Linked DNA regions of Homo sapiens: region 1 is linked to region 2. A link is an interaction called in ENCODE POLR2A ChIA-PET data of the cell type or tissue named here. Cell type or tissue: OCI-LY7. All regions are shown on one strand. Each heading gives the region's core, and the rest is flanking DNA. Links, peaks and the distances in the headings are about the cores only. Region 1 has its middle 5.8 kb from the start of SOS2. Region 2 overlaps NEMF (nuclear export mediator factor).

What was found. Peaks named below come from ENCODE experiments on the same cell type or tissue, not always from the same donor. Only the 100,000 strongest peaks of a DNase experiment are listed, where the experiment ranks them.
Region 1: POLR2A ChIA-PET joins it to region 2 with 5 read pairs; 3 of 35 experiments call an interaction of 5 or more read pairs at or near these places.

What each region holds. Positions count from the first base shown.
Region 1 is chr14:50,235,154-50,239,550 of GRCh38, forward strand. No RefSeq gene overlaps it. Among named protein-coding and RNA genes, the nearest start is that of SOS2, 5.8 kb to the left of the region's middle. RefSeq lists silencers at 2,405-2,605, 2,411-2,550. In OCI-LY7, for the core only: no CTCF peak of the experiment used is centred there; a DNase peak (open chromatin) is centred at 2,508.
Region 2 is chr14:49,807,343-49,811,739 of GRCh38, forward strand. The region is part of intron 18 of NEMF (nuclear export mediator factor); the gene reads right to left. Among named protein-coding and RNA genes, the nearest start is that of KLHDC2, 41 kb to the left of the region's middle. In OCI-LY7, for the core only: no CTCF peak of the experiment used is centred there; no DNase peak of the experiment used is centred there.

The sequences.
Region 1 (4,397 bases), core at 165-4,164, 430 kb after region 2:
TCTGTCAAGGGGAACTAGATAATATCAAAGTTTCTCTTTGACCTAGCAAATTCTAGGAATATGTCCTGTAGATATACTTGCTCTTACATGAAGTCACTTAGAGACAAGGTTATTCATTGCAGTGTTGTTTATTATACCAGAAGTAAAGCAAAACAAAAAACGCCCTAGAAATAAACAGTTTAAATAATCATCAGTAGGAATAGGGGACTAGTTCAATAAATAATAGTAAATCCATACAGTGGAACCTATAAAGTTATTTTAAAATAACCAGGCCTCTGTGGAACATTATCTAAGATATGCTGCAAAATGAAAAGTGCAGGATGTATAGTACTGCAAGTATGGTTCCTCATATATATATATATATATATATATAAGGAATGCAGCATTTTATTATATAAGCATTTGACTCAAATAATTTCTCTGCATTTACCGTATTGGTCTGTTCGCATGCTGCCAATAAAGACATACCCAATACTGGGTAATTTATAAAGGAAAGAGGTTTAAACAACTCACAATTCCACAGGGCTGGGGAGGCCTCAGGAAACTTTACAATCATGGTGGAAGGGGAAGCAAACATGTCCTTCTTCACATAGCGGCAGCAAGGAGAAGTGCTGAGCAAAAGTGGGAAAAGGCCCTTATAAAACCATCAGATTTTGTGAGAACTCACTATCATGAGAACTGCAGCATGGGAGTAATCGCCCCCATGATTCAATCACATCCTACCGGGTCCCTCCCATGACACTTGGGGATTATAGGAACTACAATTCAAGATGAGATTTCGGTGGGGACACAGCCAAACCATATCAGCAAGGCTACAAAGATTTTTGTTGCCACAGGGATGAAAACTGGGTGGCTGGAGATGAAAGGGAGATTTTTCACCGTGTACCTTTTTGTGACTTTTGTTGTTGTTGAGATGGGGGTCTTGCTATGTTGCCCAGACTGGTCTAAAAACACCTGGGCTCAAGAGAGCCTCCCTCCTTGGCCTACCAAAGTAGTAAGATTATAGGTGTCAGCCAACTTTGTCTAGACCCCTTATTGTGACTTTTGAATTTGCAACCACATAAAAATGGCACTTATTCAAAACACTAATTAAGAGTTATTTTTAATGAAAAATTTCCAGTCTAACTATAAACTTTTGCTTCAAGTGTTAAAAAATAAAAAATTAGGCTGGGCGTGGTGGCTCATGCCTGTAATCCCAGCATTTGGGAGGCTGAGGCGGGCAGATCACCTGAGGTCAGGAGTTTGAGACCAGCCTGGCCAAAATGGTGAAACCCCGTCTCTACTAAAAATACAAAAATTAGCCAGGAATAGTGGTGGGTGCCTGTAATCCCAGCTACTCAGGAGGCTGAGGCAGGAGAATCACTTGAACCCGGGAGGTGGAGGAGGTTGCAGTGAGCCGAGATCGCGCCACTGCACTCCAGCCTGGGCAAAAAAGGGAGACCATCTCAAAAAAATAAAAATAAAACAAAAAAATGCAAGTATTAAACACACTGATACTATAAGAGGGAGGGCATATGTATACATAACAAAAAGCTTAATCACAAATTTGTACTGAAATATGCTAACTATCATGCTAATATATTTTTTTTTTTTTTCGGGACAGAGTCCCACTCTGTCACCCAGGCTGGAGTGCAGTGGTGCGATCTTGGCTCACTGCAACCTCTGCCTCCCAGGTTCAAGCAATTCTCCTGCCTCAGCCTCCCGAGTAGCTGGGATTACAGGCACACACCACCAAGACCGGCTAATTTTTTTGTATTTTTAGTAGAGACGGGGTTTAGTCATGTTGGCCAGGCTGGTCTCGAACTCCTGACCTCAGGTGATCCGCCTTCTTCAGCCTCCCAAAGTGCTGGGATTATAGGCGAGAGCCACTGCACCCAGCCAATAATTTGACAGATTGTAATTTTGCTTCCCTTTTTAAATTAATTTTTTTTAAGAGACAGGGTCTCGCTCTGTCACCCAGGCTGGAGTGCGGTAGCGTGATCATACTAGCTCCCTGCAGCCTTGAACTCCTAGGCTCAAGGGGTCCTCCTGCCTCAGCCTCCCAGGTAGCTAGGACTACAGGTATGCACCACCAAGCCCAGCTAATTTATTTTGTAATTTGTATTTTTTTTTTTTTTTAAGAGATGGGGGTCTTGTTCTGTTGCCCAGGCTGGTCTTGAACTCCTGGTCTTAAGCGATCCTCCTGCCTCGGCCTTCCAATGTACTGGGACTGCATGAACCACTGCATGAACCACTGCACCCGTTACAGGCATGAACCACTGCACCTGGCCTTTACCTTTTTTTTAATTTAGAAAGGATTTGGGGAAAATGTGAATGATCCAAGCCCAATTAAAATGTTAAAAGACAGTTAGAAATTTACCACTAATATTCTCCCACTTGAAAACATTTTCAAGAAGGACTTACTCAACATTTCTTCCATTTACTCTCTCATACTTCCTCAATTTATTTAAAGCTACAAGCGCTACCAGTCAATAGCAAAGCAAAGCAACGCCACAGGAAACAATAAATGTTGTTATCACTCACTTTCATGGGTTGCTGCCATAGCCAGCTCGGTCCTCTCACAGCCACCTGCCTGAAAGAAGTTGAAGCAGGCCCTCAGACAGGCCTTTGTCCTCTGACCCTTATGGGAGGCTCATGCCCAACCCCCTGTAAGAGACAGCATACCTAAAAGGTCTTCCCAAGAGGAACTATAATTTTGTATGAAACTCCAAAAGATCGATTTAAAAGTATGCCTCCCCACTCCCCACAAAAAAGGCATTGTATGTTTATATGTTACATACAACGTGCTATTGAGCAAAAAGAGTGTTTTCTGGTTCTCCAAGGTATGAAGATGCCACCGAGGTCATCCAAATATTGCCACCACCACCAGGTGGAAAGTCATCGTACGTGGGGGAAGTAGCTGTTCCAAACACCATCTCCTATAATCAAGGTGAAAGGGCAAAGCATTGCTGGGCGTGGTGGCTCACGCCTGTAATCCCAGCACTTTGGGAGGCCGAGGCGGTCGAATCACAAAGTCAGGAGATCGAGACAATCCTGGCCACGGTGAAACCCTGTCTCTACTGAAAACACAAAAAATTAGCCTGGCGTGGTGGCAGGTGCCTGTAGTCCCAGCTACTCGGGAGGCTGAGGCAGGAGAATGGTGTGAACCCCGGAGGCGGAGCTTGCAGTGAGCCAAGATCGTGGCACTGCACTCCAGTCTGGGGGAGCAAGACTCCGTCTCAAAAAAAAAAAAAAAAAAAAGCTATCTGAAAGGTTGAGATGGGGATCCCTTGAGCCCAAGAGTTCAAGGCTGCAGGGAGCTATGATTGCACCACTGCATTCCAGCCTGGGTAACAGTGAGACCCTGTCTAATAATAATAATAATAATACATTCGTTCAGAGAATACAGAATCATTGGAAAGCTAATGAAGTAGATTCTGGTTGAGCTTTCAGGAACAAGTCCCAAAGCCACATCACAGAACCAGGCCACTAAGAGAGTAATTTCAAAATAATTATGATCCACAGAGAACTGCCACACCATGAGTCTAGCCATTGCTGCTGCCACATAAAACTAGTGACTGAAAAAAAGCATCATTCAAATTTTTGTTATTTATGTTATCGCAATAGAATCCTTCAAATTCCTGACAGTTAATGAAGTTGAGCTGTCAACAACGAACGTATTCGTAATCTGTTCAGTATAGCTCCCAGTCTATCAGATACACTAGAGTGAGATATAGAAGGCAGAAGTGAGCCCAGGCACGGTGGCTCACGCCTGTAATCCCAGCACTTTGGGAGGCTGAGGTGGATGGATCACCTGAGGTTAGGAGTTCAAGACCAGCCTGGCCAACATGGCGAAACTCTGCCTACTAAAAGTACAAAAATTAGCCGGGCGTGGTGATGGGCGCCTGTAATCCCAGCGACTCAGGAGGCTGAGGCAGGAGAATAGCTTGAACCCAGGAGGTGGAGGTTGCAGTGAGCCGAGATCACACCACTGCAACCCAGCCTGGGTGACAAGAGCGAGACTCCCTCTCAAAAAAAAAAAAAAAAAAAAAAAAGAAGAAGGCAGAAGTGAGTTGGAAGCCGCAACTCTGATATTTCTGTTAGCAAGCACCATTCAGTCACTAGTTTTATGTGGCAGCAGCAATGGCTAGACTCATGGTGTGGCAGTTCTCTGTGGATCATAATTGTTTTGAAATTACTCTCTTAGTGGCCTGGTTCTGTGGTGTGGCTTTGGGACTTGTTCCTGAAAGCTCAACCAGAATCTACTTCATTAGCCTTCCAATGATTCTGTATTCTCTGAATGAATGTATTATTATTATCATTAGACAGGGTCTCACTGTTACCCAGGCTGGAGTGCAGTGGTGCAATCATAGCTCCCTGCAGCCTTGAACTCTTGGGCTCAAGGGATCCCCATCTCA
Region 2 (4,397 bases), core at 74-4,073:
TATCTGCAAACAAGTTTTGTGTAGACACATACCTTTGCTCATCTTGGGTATATACCTAAGAGAGGAATTGCTGGGTCAATTATGTTTAACATTTTTTGGAACTGCCAAACCACTTCCCACAGCAGCTGTATCATTGTCCATTCCTACCAGCAGTATTCTATGTTCTCCACCATCATCACCAACACGTGTTATTGTTTTCTCCAGCATCATCACCAGCACATGTTAGTGGGTATAAAGTGGTATCTTGTGATTTTTTTTTTTTTTTTTTTTTGAGACGGAGTCTCTCTCTTTTCACCCCGGCTGGAGTGCAGTGGCGTGATCTCGGCTCACTGCAACCTCCACCACCTGGGAAGTGATTCTCCTGCCTCAGCCTCCTGAGTAGCTGGGATTACAGGCATGCACCACTACGCCCGGCTAATTTTTATATATATATATTTTTTTACTAGGGATGGGGTTTCACTATACTGGCCAGGCTGGTCTCAAACTCCTGACCTCAAGTGATTTACCTGCCTCTGCCTCCCAAAGTGCTGGGATTACATGCATGAGCCACAGCGCCTGACTGGTATCTTGTGATTTTGATTTAAATTTTCCTAATAACTGATGATACTGAGAATCGTTTCATGTGATTGTTGGCCATTCACGTATCTTTGCAGAAATATCCATTCAAATCTCTTGCTCATTTTTCAGCTGGGTTACTTCCCTTTCTATTGTTGAAACTTAGGAATTCTTTGGACACTAGACTCATCAGATATATGATTTGCAAATATTTTCTCTTATTCTGTGGGTTGTCTTTTTACTTTCTTGATAATGTTCCTTGGATTAAGGTTTTATTTATTTATTTTATTTTTTGAGACAGAATTTCGCTCATTGCCCAGGCTGGAGTGCAATGATGCCATCTCAGCTCACTGCAACCTTCGCCTCCAGGGTCCAAGCGATTCTCCTGACTCAGCCTCCCAAGTAGCTTGGATTACAGGCACCCGCCATCATACCAGGCTAATTTTTCATATTTTTTAGTTGATACAGGGTTTCACCATGTTGGCCAGGCTGGTCTCGAACTCTTGACCTCAGGTGATCCACCTGCCTCGGCCTCCCAAAGTGTTGGGATTACAGGCATGAGCCACCGTGCCGGGCTGAATTAAGGTTTTTAATTTTATGTCTAACTTACCTGTTTTTTGTTTGATTACTTATGATTTTGGTATCATATCTAAGAAATTACTGCATGATACAAGATCATAAAAATTTATGCCTTGTTTTCTTCTAGCAGCTTTATACTTCTGGCTTTTAAGTTTAGGTCTTGGATGCATTTTAAGTTAATTTTTATAAATGGTGTGATTAAGAGGTCTAACCTCAATCTTTTGCATGTGGATATCTAGTAGTGCCATACTACCGTTAAAAAGTTAAGCCACTGACTGGCAGAAAATACTTGCAAAAGACATAGCAGATAAAAGATTGTTATCTAAAATATAAAAAAACTCTTAGAACTCAACAGTAAAAACACAAACAGCCCAATTAACAAATGGGCCAAAGACTTTTAACAGATACTGCATCGAAGATATACATATGAATATCTAATAAGCATATGAAAAGATGCTCTGCATCATATGTCACCAAGGAAATGCAAATTACAACAACATTGAAATACACTATGCATCAATGATAATGGCCAAAATCCAAAACACTGACAACACTAAATTCTGGTGGCAGTGGAACAACAGGAACTCCCATTGCTGGTGGTGATGTAAAAGGGTACAGCCACTTTAGAATAGACAGTCTGGTGGTTTCTTACAAAACTAAAAATACTCTTACCATGTGATTCAACAATATTGATGTTTGGTATTTACCAAAATGAACTGAAAACTTATATCTGTACAAAAACCTGCACAGATGTTTATAGTAGCTTTATTCATATTGCCAAAACATGGGGGCAACCAAATTCAGTAGATTAATGGATAAACTGTGGTTCATCCAGACAACTGAATATTATTCAGGGATAAAAAGAAATGAGCTATCAAGCCATGAAGAGACATGGAGGAAAGGTAAAAGCATACTACTAAGTGAAGAAGCCAGCCTTTAAAGATCAGTGGTTGTCGGGGGTTGGGGGAAGGGAGGGATGAACAGGCAGGGCACAGAGGACTTTTTTAGCACAACCAAACTAAATCTGTATGATAATACAATGGCAGATACATGTTTTACACATTTGTCCAAACTCAAAGACTATATACATCAAGAGTGAACCCTGGCTGGGCTTGGTGACTCATGCCTGTAATCCCAGCACTTTGGGAGGCTGAGGTGGGCAGAACACTTGTCAGGAGTTCGAGACCAGCCTGGCCAACATAGTAAAACCCTGTTTCTTCTAAAAATACAAAAACTAGCTGGGTGTGGTGGCACGTGCCTGTTAATTCCAGCTACTCTGGAGGCTGAGGCAGGAGAATCGCTTGAACCTGGGAGGCAGACGTTGCAGTAAGCTGAGATTACGCAACTGCACTCCAGGCTGGGCAACAGAGCGAGACTCTGTCTCAAAAAAAGAGAGTGAACTCTAATGCAAACTATGGACTCTGGGCCATAATGATGTGTCAATGTAGGTTCATTAGTTGTAACAAATGTACCGTTCTGGTGGGGGATATCGATAATAGGGGAGGCTACGCATGCATGCAGCAGGGGGTATGAGGGAAATCACTATACATTCTGCTCAATTTTGTTGTGAACCTAAAACTGGTCGAAAAAAATGTCTATTTAAAAAAAGAGGCCGGGTGCGGTGGCTCGTGCCTGTAATCCCAGCACTTTGGGAGGCTGAGGCGGGCGGATCACAAGGTCAAGAGATCAAGACCATCCTGGCTAACACGGTGAAAACTCGTCTCTACTAAAAATACAAAAAATTAGCCGGGCGTGGTGGAGGGCGCCTGTAGTCCCAGCTACTCGGGAGGCTGAGGCAGGAGAATGGTGTGAACCCAGGAGGCAGAGCTTGCATGAGCCGAGATCACACCACTGCACTCCAGCCTGGGTGACAGTGCAAGACTCCATCTCAAAAAACCAAAAACAAAAAATTAAAAAAAGAAAAAAAGAAAGAGGAAATTCTATCCCCATTGGTCTTGGCACCCCTGCTGAAAATTAACTGACCATAAACTACAGGTTTATTTCTGGAATCTCGATTCTATCCCTTGATCTATTTGTCCATCCTCATGCCAGTACCAGTGTCCTGATTACTGTTACTCTGTAGAAAGCTTTAAAATCAGGAAACATGAGTCCTTCAAAATTTGCTCTTCATTTTCAATACTGCTTTCGCTAATCTGAGTCTCCTTGCATTACCACATGAATTTTAGAATCAGCTTCTCCATCTCTGAAAAAATAAAATAAAATAAAATGCAGGGCCAGGGGCAGTGGCTCATGCCTGTAATCCCAGTACTTTAGGAGGTCAAAGTGGATGGACTGCTCGAGCTCAGGAGCTCGACACTAGTCTGGACAACATGGCAAAACCTCATCTCTACAAAAAACACAAAAATAAGTTGGGCACAGTGGCAAATGTCTATGGTCCCAACTACTCAGGAGGTTGAGATGGGAGGATCGCTTCAGCCTGAAAGTTCAAGGCTGCAGTGAGCCAATCGCACCACTTTATTACAGCCTGGGTGACAGGAGACCCTGTTTCAAAACAAAACAAAAAAAGCAGCTGCAATTTTGAGAGGGATTACAGTGAATTCCTAGATTACTGGGGAGTACTGCTATCAGAACAATATTAAGACTTCCAATACATATACATGGGATGTCCAATTTAGGTCTTTAATTCCTTAAAATAATTTTATAGTTTGTTATCTATAAGCGTTGTAAGTCTTTTGGTAAATTGATTCCTAAGTATTTTATTCTTTTTAATGCTAATTATAAATTGAATTGTTTTATTAATTTCCTTTTCAGATTGTTCACTGGTAGTGTACAGAAATACAACTGATTTTTGTTTACTGATCTCATATCCTGGACATTGCTGAACTTGTTTATTAGCTCTGATAATTACTGGTAGATTCTTTAGGTTTTTTAAATGTGTGTGACCATATCAACTGTAAACATAGGTAGCTTTACTTTTGCCTAATTTGGATTTTTTTTTCTTTTTATTGCCTAATGACCTATATAGAACCACCAGTATAATGTTAAATAGAAATGGCAAGAACAGACATATTTGTCTTATTACTGATGGGAGGAGGAAGGTACCCAATCTTTCAGCATTAAGTATGATTGTTAGCTGTCGGTTTTTCATAAATGCTTGTTTACCAAGTTGAGGAATATCCCTTCTATTCCTAGTTTGCTGAGTGTTTTTATCACAAACAAATGTTGAATTTTGTCAAATGGTTTTTCTTCATAAGTTGAGATAATCCATGTGTGTTTTTTGTCCTTTATTAGTAGATTATATT